Regions from separate parts of the Homo sapiens genome. Here region 2 is linked to region 1. The links are chromatin loops, found by intact Hi-C in ENCODE. Cell type or tissue: endothelial cell of umbilical vein. All regions are shown on one strand. Each heading gives the region's core, and the rest is flanking DNA. Links, peaks and the distances in the headings are about the cores only. Region 1 has its middle 62 kb from the start of PTCH1. Region 2 has its middle 120 kb from the start of PTCH1.

What was found. A loop is a pair of places that touch in the nucleus more often than their neighbours do. Peaks named below come from ENCODE experiments on the same cell type or tissue, not always from the same donor. Only the 100,000 strongest peaks of a DNase experiment are listed, where the experiment ranks them.
Region 2: a loop joins it to region 1, with 5 times the contacts of the local background. A loop is called at or near these places in 2 of 110 quality-filtered maps.

What each region holds. Positions count from the first base shown.
Region 1 is chr9:95,565,819-95,576,486 of GRCh38, forward strand. No RefSeq gene overlaps it. Among named protein-coding and RNA genes, the nearest start is that of PTCH1, 62 kb to the left of the region's middle. RefSeq lists an enhancer at 7,782-7,951. In endothelial cell of umbilical vein, for the core only: no CTCF peak of the experiment used is centred there; DNase peaks (open chromatin) are centred at 4,573 and 5,003; H3K4me3 peaks cover 295 bases; H3K27ac peaks cover 1,358 bases; H3K27me3 peaks cover 328 bases.
Region 2 is chr9:95,622,169-95,632,836 of GRCh38, forward strand. No RefSeq gene overlaps it. Among named protein-coding and RNA genes, the nearest start is that of PTCH1, 120 kb to the left of the region's middle. RefSeq lists enhancers at 4,415-5,094, 4,947-6,146, 5,619-5,913. In endothelial cell of umbilical vein, for the core only: no CTCF peak of the experiment used is centred there; DNase peaks (open chromatin) are centred at 4,933 and 5,753; H3K27ac peaks cover 1,637 bases.

The DNA.
Region 1 (10,668 bases), core at 831-8,830:
TGCACGCCAATTCCCTAGGCTCAAGTGATCCTCCCATCTCAGCCTCCTGAGCAGCTGAGACTACAGGTGGGTGCCACCACACCAGGCTTTTTTTTTTTTTGTAGATATGAGGTCTCACTATGCTGCCCTGGCTGGTCTCAAACTCCTAGACTCAAGAGATCTGCCTGCCTCCCAAAGTGCTGGGATTACGGAGATGACCCTCTGCACCTGGCTTCAGTCACTCTTTGATGACTGAGGTAGGTACTATTTTTAACTCCATTAAAGAGGTGAAGCGAATGGCCCAGACCATACAGCAGGCATGTGGCCGATGCAGGTTGGAAGCTGGACTCTGGTTCCAGACTCACACTGGTGACCTCTCTGCCTGCGGTGACACCTGTTGCCTGCAAGTCCCAGGAGGTCCTCTGCTGTGCAGTGGGTTAGGGGCCTGCAGCACACTGAAGATGCTTTATAAGCCTCTTTGGTGTTTTATAAGCCTCTTTGTATTCTACTAGCAATCTAGCAAGTGTCTTCAGCTTTAAAAGAGCCGCCAAACCCAGGGTGTCCTGCCAATTTAGGCATGCATTTAAACAAATTATACTTCTTCTTCTTCTTTTTTTTTTTTTGAGACAGGTTTTTGCTCTGTTGTCCAGGCTGAAGTGCAGTGGCACAATCTCGGCTCACTGCAACCTCTGCCTCCTGGGTTCAAGCGATTCTCCTGCCTCAGCCTCCTGAATAGCTGAGATTATAGGTGTGTGCCATCATGCCTGGCTAATTTTTGTATTTTTAGTAGAGACGGAGTTTCACTATGTTGGCCAGGCTGGCCTCGAACTCCTGACTTCAAGTGATCCGCCCGCCTTGGCCTCCCAAAGTGCTGAGATTACAGGCGTGAGCCACCGCGCCCGGCCGTTTAAACAAATTATACTTCTCATTTATGGGTATGAATCCAACTTCTTCCCCCAACTTTCTGGGTTTTTTGTTTTTTAAGTATATGTGCTGCCAAAGCAAGCACGTCCCTTTCTGTTTTTCTGTTGCTTTTTAAAGTTATGCAATTGATACCCAAATGTATTTTCCATTCTCAGAGATTTAAGTAGATTGGAAACATATAGAGTGAAATGGGAAAAGCCTCTTTGCTGCTTGCTTCTCTCTGCAGGACAATCCAACTTTCTTCCTGGGAGATAACGATCCTCAGGTTTGGATCCTGCAAGTCTTTTTTCTCTGCATTCACACACGTGTTTATAGCCGTGGAATAAAGTTCTCTTTTCATGTAAATGGCATACTCTGTGCACGGTTCTTCACTTAGTCTTTCTCCCCGGTGGACCCTACGTCTTAGTGACCATTTCCAGGGCCACATCACAGATCAGCCTCATTCTATTTAAGAGCTTTCTAGTATACACCGCCCTTAGTGATGGAAATTTGGGTTGTTCTCAGAAAAATTGTAAATCACAGTTTACTTAAAAAAATTATTACTTGCTTTAAAAAATGCCCCAAACAATAAGAGCGCTCATTTAGTGCTGAGGTTTACGCTCCTTTTCACACTCACACAATCAGCGCCAATCACACTTTCCAGAATATGGAATGCCTCCACTTTGTTTTGGTAAAATTAGTGCCTCACAACGTCTTCCCACCTCCTGGTCCCCCTTCTCACAGAGGGGGACCGGCCATTGTGCTCTTGGAAGTAGCACAGGATGTTGTTACACTTGGCTACGCAGTTGCATAATGGCCTCCGAAATTAGGCCCGGTGCTAGTTGAAGCCCTTGTTTGCCCTTCAGATACTGACCACAGATCAGCACAGTGGGCTCACTGCCTGGGAAGTCAGCACTCGCAGGTGTGTTTGTGTATTTGTGTGGTGTGTATGTGTAGCATCTATGGTGTGTACAGGGTGTGGGTGCGTAGTGTGTATGTGTGGTGTATGTAGTGTGTGTATGGTATGGGTGTGTGACGTGTGTGTGTAGTGTGTATGTGTGGTGTGTGAGCGGTGTTGGGTGGTGTGTGTGTGATGTGTGTTGTGTGTATGTGTAGTGCATGCAGTGTGTATGCATGGTATGTGGTATGTGTGGTATATGTGGTGCGTGTAGGGTACAGGGTGGTGGGTGGTTTGTGTGGTGTGTGTGTGCTGTGTATGTGTGGTGTATGTGTATGTGTGGCACATGTGGTGTGCATATGGTATGGGATAGTGTGTGGCATATATGAGGTGTGTGGGAGGTGTTGGGTGGTGTGTGTTTAATGTGTATGGTATGTGTGGTCTATGTGGTGTGTGTGTATTGTAGATGTAGTGTGTGTGTGGTGTGTGATGTGTATGTATGCGGTGTGTGTAGTGTGTGTGTGATGTGTGGTCTATGGGGCGTGTGGGGGGCATGTGGTGGTTGTGGCATCTGTTGTGCAGTGTGTCTGTTGTGTGGTGTATGTGTAGTGTGTGGAGGGTGTGTGGTGTGTGTGATATGTGTATTATGTGTGGTCTATGAGGAGTGTGGGGGGCATGTGGTAGTGTCTGTTGTGTGGTGTGTGTCTGTTGTGTGGTGTGTGTCTGTTGTGTGGTGCAGGTGTAGTGTGTGCAGTGCGTGTGGTGTGTGTGTGATGTGTGTAGGATGCATGGTCTATGGGGCATGTGGGGGTCATGTGGTGGTGTGTGTTGTGTGTTGTGTGTCTGTTGTGTGGTGTGTGTGTAATGTGTGCAAGATGTGTGATGTGTGTAGTATGAGTCTATGAGGTGTGGGGGGCATGTACTGGTGTGTGGCGTCTGTTGTGTTGGGTGTCTGTGGTGTTGTGTGGGGTGTGTATGGACATCATTGCTCCTGGCGCTGGCCCTCTCTTGGGAACAGGGAGGTCACCCTGGGAGTGAAGGGGTGAGAGACCTTCCTTCCCGGACTCACTGCATCTCCCCACTCCTAGAACAATTATTCCGAGTGGATAATGCACAGCGAGCTGAGTGAACAGCCTTTCTCTCTCTATGTGGAGTGCTGTGCAAGTGAGAGGTGAGGCCAGCTGGACTTCCTGGGTCGAGTGGGGACTTAGGGAACTTTCCTGTCTTACAAGAGGATTGTAAAACGCACCAATCAGTGCTCTGTAAAACACACCAATCAGTGCTCTGTAAAACGCACCAATCAGCGCTCTGTAAAACGCACCAGTCAGCACTCTGTAAAATGCACCAATCAGCAGGATTCTAAAAGTAGCCAATCGCAGGGAGGATTGAAGAAAGGGCACTCTGATAGGACAGATACAGAACATCGGCCGGGACAATAAGGGAATAAAAGCTGGCCAGCCCCAGCCACTGACGGCAAGCCACTCCAATGTCCTTCCAGGCTGTGGGAGCTTTCTCCTTTCGCTCTTCACAACAAACCGTGCTACTGCTCACTCTTTGGGTCTGTGCAAGAGCTGTAACATGGCTGAGCGCCTTGGCTCAAGCCTGTAATCCCAGCACTTTGGGAGCCAGAGGCGTGTGGATCACGAGGTCAGGAGAGTGAGACCATCCTGGCCAACATGGTGAAACCCTGTCTCCACTAAAAGTACAGAAATTAGCTGGGCGCAGTGGTGCGCGCCTGTAATCCCAGCTACTCGGGAGGCTGAGGCAGGAGAATCGCTGGAACCCCAAGGGTGGAGGTTGCAGTGAGCCAAGATCGCGCCACTGCGCTCCAGCCTGGCGACTGAGCGAAACTCCGTCTAAAAAATGAATGAATGAATGAATGAATGAGTGAATGAATAAAAGCTGTAACAATCACTGCGAAGGTCCTGGCTTCATTCTTGTAGTCAGGAGACCATGAACCCACTGGCAGGAACCAACTCTGGGCACACAAGGACACTGAACATCCAGCGAATCTGCAAAATACTCTCCTTGTGGGGGAGAGTGTCTCTAGGTATTGCTGTTTTCCCTTTCTTTAAAAACATTTTAAAATCACATAATAATTTACCTGATTGTGTCAGGAAGAGTGAGAAACTCCTACTATAGAAGGTGAAAATCCCTGATGTTGCTTTCGGAGAGAGCATGTCACGTTCTTGGATCTGACTTTCATTTCTCTCAGATAATAATGTTTTGAAAATAGCTCATCAATATAGGTTGCCAATTGATTTTACTTGACACCCTCCCCCCCCCCCCCCCAGCTAAAATGGACCTGTAGAGGTGAATTCATGTTGACATATACGTTCATAACACTTCTGGACGTGTGGGTAGGTTATGAGGTTAATTGCAGTGGCTGAGTCCAAAATCTTACTCTGTTTCCCTTTGAGATTGGTAACAGATCAGACCCAAGAAAATCAGACGAAAATGAAAGAACTGTATGAACTGTATCAGTGCAGTCCTCAAAACAGGGTTCAGGGAGCCCTCTCCTTCCTCTCCAAAATGAAGATGCTGGAGGGAAAGCCCCATCTGCAGGGCCGACTCTGACCACCGTAGCCCGGCCTCCTGCATGGAGGGTCCCCAGCGCTCCGGATCTCTCGCCTGGCCGTGGCAGTGGCCACCCAGGGCTGCGGTATCTTTTCTCAGCGGAGTCAGACACAGTCCGCACGGGAAACCGGGAGCAGATACAATCTCCTGTGGCTGCAGCCCGGCGAAGGGGCTGAGCGGGTGGCTCTTTCCTCCCAGAGCGCCTGCATTTTTTTGCGGATGGAGTGAATGTTTGTGTTTTCGTGAGGCCATGCGAAAGGAATGTGAGTATTAGAAAAGAGCCCTGTTTGTTAAAACGATAATTGCTAGAATGCTCTGGAACCGTCCACATTCGCTCTTCCAGTCTCATAAAAGCCCAAGGAATGGGGGCAATGTCTGACTGACGACCTGGACTCAAAGCCCTTCCAGATGAGAGAATTTTGCTGTCATTTTGGTTATAATTTTCCCTAATGACTTGGATTTCTCTTTGGCCACCAAATATTTCAAAGCAACTGGTTTTTTACCGCATCCAAGAGCTGAAAGCCCCCATGGCAGTTCACGGGCTAAGGACGATCGCGTGAATAACTAATAACCAAGTGGACAAATATGCATCATGTGTTTGAACCAATACTCATGCTCGATTACACCGCAGGCTGTTTCAGATGCTTTCAAGCCAGGCCTGGCTGGCCCCTACAGACACCCCCTGCAGCCACTTCCTCAGGAAGTGAGCTCACCTCCCTCATGGAAGAGCGTTTGTAAGATGCTGGCGCTCCTCTAGTGCCAACGCTGGAGGCTGGGATCACCTGCGGGTTTTCAGTTGCTCCTGGGAGCTGCCAGGAGAGTCCCAGGAACAAGCTGCCTCCTTGCACCCTTACATTTGTTTGCTACCCTGCAGATAAAGTGTGGTGCGGGAGTTTTCCAATTCATTCACACAGCGGAGAGAGAAAGGAAGGAGTGAAAGAACGCAGCCTGCCGGGCCTTGGTCTCCTCTCAGGCTTTGTTTGGGCTAAGTGAAGGGTCCATGCTATGGCTGAGGGTAGAGTTTTAGTAGGTGAAAACATCTGCGTGTCTTGGCTCTAATAAGCTGGGGTGCGCGCCTCCACTTACCTAGATCTCCATGCGGAGCGGCATCGTGGCCTGATGGTCGAGCGAGGAAGTTTCTCCAGTTCCAGTCAGACTAACGGCCTGGTTTGAATCTGGCCTCTACAACCTCCCAGGCTGGGAAGCCTTGGGCTACTTACTTAACCTCTCTGTGCCTTAGATTTCCTGCCGGCAAATGAGAAGACAATCAGGCCTTCTGAATCATGTACTGCAAAGGGCTTAGAACAGGGCCTGGTTCATAGAAGAACAAATGGGCAACCGGCCCGGAATTAGTGTGCTCTGCAAGGGTTAAAATGATAATTGCTAGAATGCTCTGGAACCGTCCACATACATTCGCTCTTCCACAGTCTCATAAAAGCCCAAGGAATGGGAGCAATGTCTGACTGACGACCTGGACTCAAAGCCCTTCCAGATGAGAGAATTTTGCTGTCATTTTGGTTATAATTTTCCCTAATGACTTGGATTTCTCTTTGGCCACCAAATATTTCAAAGTAACTGTTTTTTATGGCACCCAAGAGCTGAAAGCCCCCATGGCAGTTTCCAGGCTAAGGACACTTTATGCAAACCCATCCCAGGAGGAGGAGGAGGAGAGGGAAGAGAAGGAGGAGGAGGAGAGGGGGGAGGAGGAGGAGAGGGGGAGGAGGAGAGGGGGAGGAGGAGAGGGAGGAAGAGGAGCAGAGGGAAGGGAGGGAGGAAGAGGAGGGGAGGGGAGGGAGGAGGAGGAGAGGGAGGAGGGGGAGATGGTGAGGGAGGAGAGGGCGGAGGAGGGGGGAGGAGGAGAGGGAGGAGGAGAGGGAGGAGGAGAGGGAGGAGGAGAGGGAGGAGGAGGACCAGGAGAGGGGATGCAGTCTTGCTCTGTGCCCAGGCTGGAGTGCAGTGGCATGATCCAGGCTCACCGCAACCTCCGCCTCCTGGATTCAAGCAATTCTCATGCCTCAGCCTCCTGAGTAGCTGGGACTACATGCATGTGCCACCACACCTGGCTAATTTTTGTATTTTCAGTTGAGATGGTTTCACCATGTTGGCCAGGTTGGTCTTGAACTCTTGACTTCAAGTGTTCCGCCTGCCTCAGCCTCCCTAAGTGGTGAGATTATAGGCGTGAGCCACCGTGCCTGGTCACACCCCACATTTGACAATGATGCTTTAGGACAATTCCAGCCATTATGATCTCTTGGGTCTAGGATCTTGTCTTGAACCGCATTTGAACCTTTTGGTACATGAACACTGCTGTTGGCTGGCAAATCAAAACTTCCTGGTTTTCAGAAAAAAAAGGCTCAAGAGAGGCGCCTTGGACTTCAAATGGCGATTACAAAACATTTTGATGAGTTAAGTGTAAATGAATCAGAAGCATCTGGATTTAATTAGCCTCCAAACACAGCCATTTCCAAACTTGGGGAAGGGAAGCAGCACACTTGTGTCAAAACACATCTTGAGGGTTTCCTGCTAAATTCAAAATGATGGAAAAACAGATGGAACCATCTGCCAGGCATTCAGGTTGCTCTCCACATGGACCATCTTATCAGGGACACGGAGCTGCGGGACGTTTCTCCCGCAGACACGGACAGCGTCTCTGCGTCGCCGTTGCCAGCCCGTTCATGGCCCACATTTAATTAAACCAGGCCTACGCATGGCTGGAGAGAGCGCGGCTTCCATGGTTTTGAAGATGGTCCAGGGCACAGTCCTCATGGGACTATGTGTGTGGTCTTCCCTTACAGCGGAAAACCCCCGTCTCCTTCTTCTCATGTCCTGTAAGTTTTTCCATGTTACCCACAAGCTGGCCACGGAGGCATCCCATTGCTGAACGCAAGCTGCTCCTGCCGCCGGTCTGTTTCGGTGACGCTGCCTGGTGTCAGGCAGTCGGGGGTATACATGCCTCTTCCCTTAGAGGTTGAGCTGCTCTTCCTCTCCAATGAGAAAGGAGCTGAAAGCTCAAGGGCCTGGGCTGTCATAGGACGTGCTTCCAGAAGAAAGAATCCATGCATGCTGAGGCCAGAATGGAAACAGGTGCAATTCTCTTCAGAGCTTTTAAGAACTCCTGTATTGTGTCTAAGCTTTTTATGCTTTGGAGTGTCCAAATTTCCCAGTGAATGGTCAAATAATAATGATACTGTGCATTTGTTCAACAAGAGTCTACAAGGTGCTTTCACACACACAACCTCGTGAATGGGGTGAATCACCCATATTTTACAGAAGAGGGAATTGGTGGATTGAGGTGAGATCTGCTCAGGGTCTCTCAGTCAGGAAGGGGTAGGGCTGGATTTGATCTGGATCTTGAAGTTCTGAGCCTAGGGCATTTCCCAGTATTCGACATCTACCAAGGAGGAATGTGACAATTACCAGTGTTGTTTACGTTCAGATCTCAGACCTCCACTTGCCAGCCAGACACACCTTCCCGCAGGTAAAGCAGAACGAGCCCCAGGCTCCTGAACTCCTGCATTGCTGCCTGGGACATCCTGGTCAATGTGTAAGCACCACCCGCGCCCCATCTCACTCTCAACAGTGTCCAGCTTGAGACGATGAATTATGCGGATACTCTTCTCTGAATCCAGTCTAAAAGGGACAGATTTTTCTGGTTTTATTTGGATAAATCATTGAACTTTTCCATCCCAGCTGCTTCCCACAAACATTTCCAAATGGGTGTTTTCCTGTTTTGAGGAGTAATGTCTCTGTTTTCAGAGACTTTGAAGATTTCCTGATAGAAATACCTAATGCAGGCTCAAAGCATTGGCTGAGTGCGCACATAATTCTCTACCACCTAGTTCTTACATTGTGCCTTGCTCCAAAGTTAACCATGGTTTCCTCATCTCTCTCAAAGAAGGAAGGAGTGGAGAGACCTGCTGTAAGCAGATTCCCATGTAGGCCAAGCTGGTTTTTGGTGCCTTCCTGCTTCTCTTTCTCTGTCCACCTCCTACCCTCAGGTTCCATCTCTTCTCATCCCCACGGACGATGGCACTACCCCCAGGCTGTCCTCCGAGTCCCCACAGATGATGGCACCGCCCCCCAGGCTGTCCTCCGCGTCCCCACAGACGATGGCACCGCCCCAGGCTGTCCCCTGCATCTCCACAGACGATGGCACCACCCCAGGCTGTCCTCTGCGTCCCACAGACAATGGCACCACCCTCAGGCTGTCCTCGGCATCCCCACAGATGATGGCACCGCCCCCAGGCTATCCTCTGCACCCCACAGACGATGGCACAGCCCCCAGGCTGTCTTCTGCATCCCACAACAATGGCACTACCCCCAGGCTGTCCTCTGCATCCCACAGACGATGCCACCGCCCCCAGGCTGTCCTCTGCATCCCACAGACGATGGCACCACCCCCAGGCTGTCCTCTGCGTCCCACAGACGATGGCACCACCCTCAGGCTGTCCTCGGCATCCCCACAGATGATGGCACCGCCCCCAGGCTGTCCTCTGCATCCCACAGACGATGCCACCGCCCCCAGGCTGTCCTCTGCGTCCCGCAGACGATGCCACCGCCCCCAGGCTGTCCTCTGTGTCCCACAGACGATGGCACCGCCCCCAGGCTGTCCTCTGCATCCCACAGACGATGGCACCACCCCCAGGCTGTCCTCTGCGTCCCACAGACGATGGCACCGCCCCCAGGCTGTCCTCTGCGTCCCACAGACGATGGCACAGCCCCCAAGCTGTCCTCTGCGTCCCCACAGACGATGGCACCACCCCCAGGCTGTCCTCTGCATCCCACAGACGAAGGTACTGCCCCCAGGCTCTCTCCTGTGTCCCACAGATGATGGCACCACCCCCAGGCTGTCCTCTGAGTCCCACAGACCATGGCACCGCCCCCAGGCTGTCCTCTGCATTCCCACAGTCTCTTGCATCAGCTCTCACTGAATCTCCCACTTTTTCCTAATTGAGATAGTTTTTCCCACTTTTATTGCCCTCGCATGAGCCTTAGGGAAGGACCTAATGCCCTCATTTCCACGAATCCTCCTAGGCCTTGTTAAAGGAGCTGTTTTGGGGAATATCCCATGTGCTATGGAGTCATGGAGCTCACACGGAGGCCAGTCCCTGAGGGGTGGGGAGGGAGTGAGGAGAAGAGGGAGGAAGAAGGTTTCTGTGGACACTGCTGTCTGCCGGGAGGGTTATCTGCATGGCTCTACTGGGCCCTTCACACCTAAGAATTGCTTGCTTTCATGAGGGGGTTCAGCCACCTTCTTAGAAGGAGAAGGGATCTTGTGGAACTGTGAGGACCTGGAAGTCCACAGAGACCGTGCACCACACGTGGGAATGGGAGCAGGGCCTGCAGCCCGGCCTCTCTGTTGTGGCTTCTCCGTGTGGACACTCCGTTTGCACACTCTTCCCTAGAGCAGCCTCCTCTGCGGACCCGCTACCATGTCCCTCCAACGCTAACTGGCACCCAGACCCCACGGCCCCCCCATCCTCTCTCTAGCCACTTCTTCCTTCTAGCCCTTACTAGTCTTTGGTTGTAAGCAAAAGAAACCAACTCCGGTTAACCTACCCAAGAGGGAAGTACTTGGGAAGAATGCGGGGCATGTGTTCAGTAGGATACCTTGGAAGCAGATGTTGAGAAAGGGGTTTGAGTGCAAGTGATTTTTTTTCTGAGAGGTGATCTCAGGAAGCACAGGTGGAGTGGGGAGATGAGTTGAGGAAGGAAGGCCGCGATTTCAGGGCACAAGGAGAGCAGGTTTTTTTAGGGGCCTCTGGGGAACTATACAGACTTGCCTCTGAATGAACCCCGCCCCCGAGCTGGGAGAAGCCAGGGCGTTTATCTTCAAACTCCCATCTATCCTTAGTTAATCTGGGGGTGTTAACTCTCCTGAATTCTGCCACAGGCAAGCAGAATACAGTTCCAGTCAGAGAATGTTCTCTGGCAGAGTCCAGGTGAAAAGAGCCGATGGCTATGTGGTGGTTTATCTCCAAGATGGTTCCTGTCCATCATCCCCTTCCCTCTCTGTGTGCATAAGCTATTCCTGCATTGAGAGATGGAGTCTATTCCTTGACTGCCCCTGCACCTTGAATCTGAAATCAAATTGAGTGAAAGTGATGTCTCACAGCTTATGCCTGAGTCTCTTGAAACACTCACTTTGAGAGGAATCAGCAGCTTTGGAAGAAGTCCAACTACTTCAAGATCGCCATGCTATGAGGAAGCCGAAGCTAGCCATATGAAGAGGCTGCATGGAAAGAGAGAGAGAGATGGAGAGAGAGAGAGAAGACAGGGGACCTGGTGCAGTGACTTACACCTGTAATCCC
Region 2 (10,668 bases), core at 1,683-9,682, 57 kb after region 1:
GCCACACCAATCAACAGATTTTCAGTGTAGGTAAAACAGCCTTAAATGCAAAGAAGATGCTACCTAGGACTTTCATAGCTAGAGAAGAGAAGTCAGTGCCTGGCTTCAAAGGACAGGCTGACTCTCTTGTTAGAGGCTAATGCAGCTGGTGACTATAAGTTGAAGCCAATGTTCATTTACCATTTTGAAGATCCCAGGGCCCTTAAGAATTAGGAGCCGGGCACAGTGGCTCACGCCTGTAATCCCAGCACTTTGGGAGGCTCAGGTGGGCAGATCACAAGGTCAGGAGTTCGAGACCAGCCTGCCCAATATGGTGAAACCCCATCTCTACTGAAAAACACAAAAATTAGCTGGTTGTGGTGGTGTGCACCTGTAGTCCCAGCTACTTGGGAGGCTGAGGCAGGAAAATCACTAGAACCCGGGAGGCAGAGGTTGCAGTGAGCCGAGATCATGCCACTGCACTCCTGCCTGGGTGACAGAGCAAGACTCCCTCTCAAAAAAAAAAAAAAAAAAAAGGACTGGGCTAAATCCACTGCCTGTGTTCTATAAATGGAACAACAAAGCCAGGATGACAGCACATCTGTTCACAACATGGTTTACTGAAGATTTTAAGCCCACTATTGAGAACTACTGCTCAGAAACAAAGATTCTTTTCCAAATATTACTGCTCATTGTTAATGTACCTGGTCACCCAAGAGCTCCAACAGAGATGTGCAAGGAGATCAACATTGTTTTCATGCCTGTGAACACAACATCCATTCAGCAGCTCATGGATCAAGCAGTCACTTTGACTTTCAAGACTCAGTATTTAAGAAATACATTTCATAAGGCCTTAGCTACCATACTTAGTGATTCCTCTAATGGATCTGGGCAAAGTACATTGACAGCCTTCTAGAAAGGATTCACCATAGTAGATGCCATTAAGAACATTTGTGATTTATGGAAGGGGTCAAAGTATCAATATTAACAGGAGTTTAGAAGAACTGGATTCCAACCCTTATGGATGACTCTGAGGGGCCAACATTTCAGAGGAGGAAGTCACTGCAGATATGGTGAAAATAGCAAGAAAACTAAAATTAGAAGTGGAGTCCAAAAGTGTGACTGAATTGCTGCAATCTCATGATAAAACTTTAGTGTATGAGGAGTTGATTCTCATGGATGAGCAAAGAAAGTGAGATGGACTCTGATCCTGGTGAAGCTGCTGTGAACATTGTTGAATGACAACAAAAGATTTAGAATATTCCATAATCTTAGTTGATAAAGCACTGCAGGGTTTGAGAGGATTTACTCCAATTTTGAAAGAAGGTCTACTGTGGGTCAAATGCTATCAAACAGCATCACCTGCTACAGAGAAATCTTTTGTGAAACGGAGAGTCAATTGATGTGGCAGACTTCACTGTTGTCTTATTTTAAGACATTGCCACAGTCACCCCAGCCTTCAGCTGCCACCACCCTGATCAGTCAGCAGCTATCAACATCAAGGCAAGGCCCTCTACCAGCAAAAAGACTGTGACTCACTTAACGCTCAGATGATCATTAGCATTTTTTTAGCAATAAAATATTTTTGAATTACGGCATGTACATCTTTAAAAAACATAACTCTATTGCACACTTAATGGACTACAGTGTAGTGTAAACATAACTTTTATAGCACTAGGAAACCAAAACAATGTGTGACTCACTTTATTGTGATGTTTGTGATATTTGTTTTATTGCGGTGGTCTGGAATAAAACCTGAGGTATGCAATACGCCTTGTACATCAATCTCTCATCTCAGAATTAGAATTCAGAAGTAAGATGGTTGGGAAGGGATGCATATTAACACATTGCTTTGAAATTGAAGTCAGTTTTTTCCTAACTGAAGCTAGATCTGGCTTGGCTGCTGTCTTGATGAATGGACTGCTTTGCCAAATAGGTTACATGGCAGGCATTTCCATGAACTGAATGAGCTGCACCTAAAATGCCATGATTTGGATGAAAATGTACTTAAAGCATATGATGAGATAAAATAACTTCATTGAAAATCGTGAGGGTGGAGCGGGGAATGAAGAGTAGCTGCTAATAGGTATGAAATTTCTTGCTGGGGAGATGCAAATGTCCTGGAATTAGACAGTGGTGATGGCTGCACAACTTTCTGAAGATACTAAAACCCACTAAATTGCACACTTTAAAAGAGTGATCTTTCTGGTATGTGAATTACATCTCAATTTGAAAGGCAAAAAAAAAAATTGTATTGGCAAAGTTGTGTTAAAATGACTAGTATTTTAATTTTCCTAACCTTTTCCATGTTAACAAGGAATCTCTAAGTAAATGAGTAGCAGGTATAATTAGCAGTCATCTGAGAAGTTTGGGGGCAGTCTTTTTGGTGTATTTCCCAGAATCAAGACAGTGAATGACAAATGACTGGGTAACAAATACATTTTCATGTCTCATGGTTTCCATTTCTTTTCTTTTGACAAAATTGAAGGGGGACCAAGTTGATTTGTCAGGTGACAGGTCATTACTAATTTTTGATAATAGTTTATAATGTAATTTTTGACATCATAAAACTCCTTTCATTGATCTCTTGTTTTTGAGGAGAACAAAGTTTCTCACAATGTTTTTCTAAAAATGTGAAATAGAAATAGAATTAATTTTGGACCCCATTTCATTTTAGCAATAAGTAATTTTCTTCTGTGAGTATATCAGCTGATTGAAAAAAACACCTTTTTGATTATTTATTTAAACACATTATAGAGCTATGTTGTTTTGATCAATTGTATTCTGATGATTATTGAAATTATAAACTTGGTCTAGAAAAAGCTGTTTAAACCTTACAGTCTTACAATGATACTGAAATTAAAATTTTAGTGTATGTGCATTTTTGTGTCAGAATAGAATGATAATGATGGTCATTTATGAAAATAACTTTCAAACATGACAATTGCTAAGATATTCCTTAGCAAATGACAATTGCTAAGAAGTACGAGGAGTAAATGGAATGGAAATATGAGTTCAAGGAGAAAATGGAACAAGAAGCAAATAAAGAAGACTTTTCATGTATTTTAAAAATTGGTCATTGTGGGTACAGAATTGCTCCGCTACTTAGTTCCATTGGCAGAGTTTAAAAGAGTGATGTAATGGTTTTATTTTAAAATGCTAATATTTACAATAGTAAGGAAATGACATTCTCTGCAACTATTTAAACTCACAATAAAAGTTTTTAAAAATGTCATCTTAAAACTGTGAGGGAGAAAATGGGTTTTCAAATCCTGAGGGGTGATTGGATGTACCGGGGTGAGGGAGCTTTGCAGAGGAGGTGCTGGGAGCTGCACTTCGACAGGAGAAAGATGTCTGCCAGTCAGAGGAGGGCCCAGCCAGTTGCCTACTGGAGGCTGAGGTTTTAGGGGCAAAAGGCTGGCTCCTGGCACACTCACCAGGATGCCCATTACCATAGCAACTGATATCGTGGCCATTTTGTAGACACCCAAGTGTGAGAAGCAGCTATGTGACGGTCAACAATGCAGCTGCAGATGGCAGCACCCTTTGCTGGCCCCTGGCGAGTGTGTGTGCATGGCTCTCTGCTTTCTCTGTGGTGGCTGTTGTTCAGCGGCACCCTGAATTAGCCTGGCTTCAAACCCCAACTGCCTTCCCTTGCCCCACAGCATGCTAAGAGGACAGGACCACCCGTGCACCCCCAGGCTTCCAGAAATCAGGTGGCACTTTCAATCCCCAGGATCCAAGAGGATCAAAACAACGAGGCCGAGTTTGAAAAATGGACAAGAATAAGCTCAAAAAGAGCAGAGCAGAGGCTTTATCTTTTGTTGTGTTAGTGAGAAGGAAAACCTTGGTAAAGTTGGTGTATGGGGACGGGTCTTGGCTTGGAGGGTTTCCAATTGACTTGAAAAGAAACTCGGGCCTTTTTGCCCTATGAACCCAGCTCAGAAGCTTGTAGGGGAAGCAAATTTGAACTGCAGACCTCAAAATTGTGTTTGTGTTGACTGGGGAGCCACAGAGCCAGGTAGCACGTTGGTAAGAGTTCTCACACTTCTAGAAAATGCTGCAGTTGGAGCCTGCCCGGGGTGGGCTGTCCTGGGGCAGGAGAGCAGCTTCAGGCAGGGTCCGTGCAGAGAGGAGCCCCCGAGGCCTGTCCTGCCCCCCACCTTCAGTGTGGATTCTGCATTTATGCTTATTTATTTTCAAGTGTGTATACAGATGTGTGGGTTTTCTGAAGAGATGTGAGGGGAGGGAAGCAAATGTAGCTGTGCGGAATGTTTTGAGCCACAGCCATCGGGATCCAGAGGAAAATGGTTGACTTTTTCCAGCCTGCCCAGATGGGCCGAGCGTGTGGCATGTTAGCTCTGGCAGGGCCCCCGGGCTCTGTAAACACCGCTGCGGCCCTAGGCCGGGACGCCATGTGGACTGTCAGGACTTGCTGCCTAATGGGCTCTCGCAGAGTCTTCCAGCCGCTTCCTCTGGTCTCTGTGGCTCTGGGGAAAGCCTCGGGGACAGGGTGGGAGTCAAGTTATTTGATTCTGTCCCTTGAGGTCCATTTGTCCACTTCCCAGAAGAGCTGGACTGACAGCGAAAGGGACGTTCTTCTCTTGGGCAGGAAGACCTTGCCAGCATCCATGCTATGTGTGTTTCAGGAGCGGAGGGCAGGTTCAATTAGCTGCGGCAAGTCAGGTCTCGGAGAGGTCGTGGGAGGCCCCTCACCCTGGAGCCAGCTCCCCTTCCCCTCTCTGTTGCTTTCCGGGTTCCTTTTTTATGTCCGCTCTGGATGAGTGCATTTGCCTTCTGCCCTTTTCACTTCAATGGCCCTGATGCCGTCGTGTCCCGGCGACACACGTGCATGCTGAGCTCAGCGGCGTGGATGGGTGCCAGGTGCCAGGCTCCACTGTCAGCAAATCACACCCTCTCCTCAGCCCGCCACAGCCTTTCTGAGACTTGGGTCTATAAATTGCATCATGACAAGTCGCCTGGGAACTTCCCTCGCTGCTGGCAGCTCCACACCCATGCATTTCCTTTTCCTGTAAAAAAAAAAAAAAAATCAATTCCCAGCTCAAACTCAAGAGAGAAGGTTAGTTATATCGAAACCTACTGCACATAGACACTATATTTTCAGGAAAATATTGTCACCTTTTGAAATCTGTCACGTTGTGTTCCTTCCCGTTCCTGACCCCCTTCCTGGTCCCCTCCCTCCCCAGCCTTGACAGGAACAGTCAGCCTCAAGTCAAGCCTACAGCCACGCCCCATGCCCCTACCCCAGGAGGATGCGTGCTTTCAGAAATGGTTCCAGTGGTGGTGAGGCCCTCAGCCCCCCAGGACCCTCCTGTCAGCAGGGGAAGTTGACCGAGAGGGATGCTTGGGGTCGGGAGGTTGAGCCTTAAGACAGAGATCTCGGACGCATGGCGGGTTTCTGCTTAGCTGATGATGTTGGGCAGTTTTCTCATCTTTGCCCCACCTTCCTCATTTCTGAAATAGGAGAGGAATAATTTCACAGGAGGAAATGAGCATCCAGGTCAGTCATCAGTTTCCAGTGTCAGGACGCTGCATGGAGTGGTGTTCTCTCTTTACCACCCAACCAGGGCATGCTTTTCCACCTTTCCATGGATGCCAAGCCTTTGAATGAAAGCATCAGTCTCCAGGAGTCTTGGGCTAAAATCAAATCTATGAACTTAGAAAGGAGGTAGAATGGACATTTGTTGTTTTTGCTGCTCCCCGTTCATGCTAATAGCACCCCATTTCCTTTCCAGGAAATGACCTCATCCCCGTCCTGTGCATTCCAGGGAATTAGCTCACCCGCATGGTAGACTGTCAATCAAGGCGCCCTGCTCTCCCTGGCCAAGCGGTAGGCATGTTACTACAGTGGGGCCAACTGGATTCTCCCTTTTATGCATTGGATCTGGGGCAGCCTCACGAGTCAGGACACACGCTGCACTTGATACATACCAGAGTGCTTCCTCAGCCACAGCCATGGTTCCTGCCAGACCCCCCAGAGAGTCCCTGGTCCTGTTCACTCTGGCCGGGGGCAGTGGCCACCTGAAAAAGACTGATGTTAGTTTCCTACCCGCCTGTGCTAAATAAGCAGAAAGAAAAGTTCTTCCCACCTGAATGGGTGAGCTGAGGGGTCAAACCACAGGGCACCCAACATCATCATGCTGAGGATGAGAAATTAATCCACAAATGCTGCCTGAGCAAGGGACAATGGGACTCAGAAGTGCTAGAACTCTTTCCAGATAATGGAAACTGGATCCTGGGATCGCAAAACATGCAGGTGGCTCTTGAGCAACGCGGGTTTGAACTGCGCGAGTCCACTTGTACATGGTTTTCCTTCCATCTCTGCCCCCAGAGAGAGCGAGGCTAACCCCTCCTCCTCCTCGTCCTCCTCGTCCTACTCCACATGAAGACAATGAGGTCTTTAGGATGGTCTGCTTTCACTTATAGACTAGTAAATGTATTTTCTCTTCCTTATGATTTTCTTAGTAACATTTTATTTTCTCTAGTTTACTTTATTGTAAGAATACAGTATGTAATACATAAGACATACAAAATATGTGTCAATCAACTGCTTATCTTCTTGGTTTCCAGTCAAAAGTAGGCTATTAGTAGTTAGGTTTTTAAGGAGTTGAAAGTTCTGTGTGAATTTTTGGCGGCTCAAGGGATCACCACTCATAACTCCGACAGTGCTCAATGGTCAACTGTGTATCTTTCTGCATTTGTGTCAAATAAGGAGGGTCATTCATCTCTTCTTTCTCCTCCTCTGCTCCTTCCTTGTCTTTGAAAAAAAAACTTTTTTTGAGAGACAGGGTCTTACTCTGTCATCCAGTCTGAAGTACAGTGGCGCGATTATAGCTCACTGTAGTGTCAAATTTCTAGACTCACGTGATCCTCCTGCCTCAGCTTTCTGAGCAGCTGAGACTAGAGGCATGCACCACCACATCCAGCTAATTTTTGTTTTTATTTTTATTTTTGTGGAGATGTGGTCTTGCTATGTTGCCCAGGCTGGTCTCAAACTCCTGGGCTCAAGTGATCCTCCTGCCTCAGCCTCCCAAAATGTTGGAATTACCAGCATGAGCCATCATGCCTGGCCCTTGTCTTCTTATTATTTATTTATTTTGTTTCTTTCTTTTAGGGGGCAAAGAAGATGGACATTTTTTGATGGAAGCCAGTTTAATCTATATCCTTTACAGTATCTATTTAACCAAGTTAAGGTTCTCTCTGTCTATCTGGATGATCAGGGGTCATGCCTCTATAACTGGAGCCTGAAAACCAAATTTGCCATTCTGGAGTAGCTTCTCTGGAGTTGAAGCTGTTGCTGAAACTCTGTCAAACCAATTTAGCAAAACAAGCGGAAGAGGTAAAGTCATCGCTCTCCCCTCCTTCTTCACCCATGGCAGATAGGGTGGCTTTCTTGCAATCAGGCACAAATCTTCCTCTGTCCTACCTGGTCTACTTTTTCTATTAAGACAACTTTTCACTGCCTAAGCTCACAGGCAACCTTGAAGGGAGCTGCATTTTCCTCAGCAAAATCGCGCAGGCCTTACCTGTTAATGTGCCCGCGATGAGGCAAAACCGTGGCAACCATGTGGGTTCTACAGTGGAGGGGGCCACATTCCAGATGGGTCCTTAAGATCTGGAGATCTGGGTGACATTATCTCAAAGAACAGGTGGACATTATCTCAGGACCTGGGGACAGCAGTTACAGGGGTGGAATAACCACAGCTTCCACTTCCTGTAGCTCAGCCCAGCGGCTGTGGAAAGGACTGTGGATACATTTTGACCACCCTTTCCAGTTTCTCTTTTGTATTAGTTATAGTAATTCATGCTAGCTGTTATAACAAATAGTCCTCAAATTCCAATAACTGAATACAAGTGTGTTTCTCAGGTGTGCAAAGTCTGTCGAGAACGGGGTGGCTCCATGGCAGTGGTCCTCCAAGCAGTGACTCAGGGATCATGGTGTGGCTTTGTGATCTGAGTTGGCTCAGGTACTTCTAGTCATGTGGACAGAAGAGAAAGAGTAAAAGGAGCACCAGGTTCTTAACCACCTGAATCAGAAGTGCGATGCCCTTGGCTACAACCATCATGCCACCCACCTAACCGTGGAAGGAGCCCATGGACATTGGTGAGCACGGCATGCTCTGTAGCGCCTCAGTGTCCAAGCTCTTCAGCGAATCCCCCTCTCGACTCCTGGAGAAACTTCTCTTCTACACATATCCCTTAGGAAAGGTCTGAAACATACACAATACTAAGGTAAAAAGGAAGTATAAATGAGTGACATGTACTCTTCCTCAGAAATACACTGTTTTAGGCAGGCTAAACATCTTAACCTAAGATGGCAGCTCTTTCAGCTACTACTTTGATGCAGAAGGATAAGCTTCTGCTGAGCAACGCTGGAGTTCTGCTAATTTCCAGGCTTCTGAAATGCAGGTGAATGCAGGTAAGAATGGCCTTGCTGACAGCTCAGCACCACACAGTCCCCAGGCCCACCCCTGGCCTTAGCAACCATCACTCTTAGGAGTAACAAGCGTGGAAGGCATTCTCATTGGAGATCCCTGTGTTAAATGAGGAGAGAGCTCAGTCTTTGGTTCCTCTGGCTCAGTGCTTGTCCCATTTGCCTTTTAATTTTCTGGTCAGACGTATGCTTGGGGCTTTGAGCTCACAAATGATGTGGGTGATTCCCATTGGGTGGCTCTGTCATCTGGTGGGTGACCCTGGAAGTTTATTCTTTGTGCTCTGATTTAGAATAGAAATATAAGAAAGAAGTTGAGAAAAAAGTCTTCTTGACTCATAATTACAATGTGAATCAGTAATGAATCTCTAAGTTCAGTATGTGGGGAAGAACATTTTTTTCTGTCCATCTATCTCCTGGTTCCATGTCTAAGACCCAAGAAGAGAGCTGGAGCGAACGAAAAGGAAATAATAAAATTGTGGGGAACTTGGGAGAAATAATCAAAGGGAGGTTGAACTCAGGATGAAAACATCAGGCCAAGGTAGCACCCTGAAGGCCTGTTGCCAGCCCTGGTGCCCATATGTATTTTGATTGGCCTCTGGTTTGTTGGTCCACACAGTATTTTGAAGAAAGTATGAATTAGTAGCCAACTTTTAAATACCTGGAGATTTCACATAAAAAGCCAGATTTCCACCTTCTCTTGAAAAATTAGAGTTTGGAACAGCAATAAGCCCATATTCCAGCAAAGCAACAGTTGGCCTGAACTCAGCAGGAGCTGCCCCTTCAGACAGGGCAGGGCTTGTTGCCTTCAAGTTGGCAATGGCCCCACCCCTCCCTATGGCTCCCCTGCACTAAGCCTCCATGTCACTCCTCTTCATCTGGGATTTCTCAGTCCCGGTGGGTCTCCCTATTCATACTGTTGCTTGGACTCTGGAAGGATTTGAGTCTGTAAGCCTTGACCTAGGGAACTTCTATGCTTCGCAAGTTGCTGAAGAGCACTGAAGACCGTGATGGACTGGTGATGACAGACACTTGAATACAAGGGAAGAGCAAGAGAAATAGAATCACGGGAGTCTCATTGCTTCAGGGAATTCATGCGTTATGATGGTCATGTGTCAGGAGGATAAGCTGGGAGTACTTCTGTCTCCGTTGTCACTGATGCCCCAAAGGCCAAGCCTGGTGCAGTAAGTGCCAGGTACCACTGTATCCTAAGCTGGTTGGGGGGACCAAGTCTGTGCCAGGCTTGCAGAGGCACCCCCAGATTAGGGGCAGGGAAGGGAGATGGCCCGTACAGACATCTTCTTTGAGGAGCTTCACCAAGAAAGGGAGTGGAGAGAATTGGGGCAAGAGTTGGAAAAGATGCGGTCAAAATGTTTGTTTTTTAAGCTGAGAGCCATCTCAGCATTTGTTAATTGATTGGAATGATTTGATAGAAAGAGGAGACTGCTGGGGCTTGAAAGAAGGGTCAACTGAAGATGAGAGGTCTTCGAGTCAGCGAGAGGGAGGGGAATTGGGCTTTGAGACAGAAACACAGACAATGCGTGCAAAACGGAAGGAAGGCAGAGTCTAGGGGAAGTTGCAGTGAGGCTGGGGCACCTGGAGATTTAGCTGTGGAATGTTCTTTGATAACTATGCCCTTCTTGTCCTTTTTTCAACTATTGGTAATAAACTTACTGAAATGGGGTTATATTTAATTTATTGGGTCTTATTTTCATGTAAGGTTGTGTAAGCTGCTCACTGCACAAGGCATCTGGCCAAGAGGATGAGCTGGGACAAAAGTCTAGTCCATGCTCTCTGCTCACAGCAGTGTGCCCTGGTGTGGGGCTAAATGCCCCTGGAGTAAGGGACATGTCCCCATTTTCCTGTTAGTTTGCACAGAGCACCTTTTGGCTAGAAGGGACTCTCCTTACTTTGTTCTCTAGTTTGGTGTGAGTTGATCCTGTCTTGGAAATGGGAGTGTAAGATCTCTGACGGAAGAGGTGGTCTTGCATTTGTTATCACCAGCAGCACCTAAGCCAGTGTGTGCTTCCCCTAGTATGGGCCATGGAATGCTTCTATGAAATGTAAATAGATGTTACGTAAAAAGAAATCTATTAGAAAAAAAGGCGGGGGGCGGGGGTGAATCTGCATAGAGAAGAGTCCTTCAGCATCACAAACGCCATTGGAAAAAGCAGCCGGCATGCTCCTTAATGATGCCTGATGGTGCTGCAGGTGCCCATTCGCATGGGAGAGAAGGG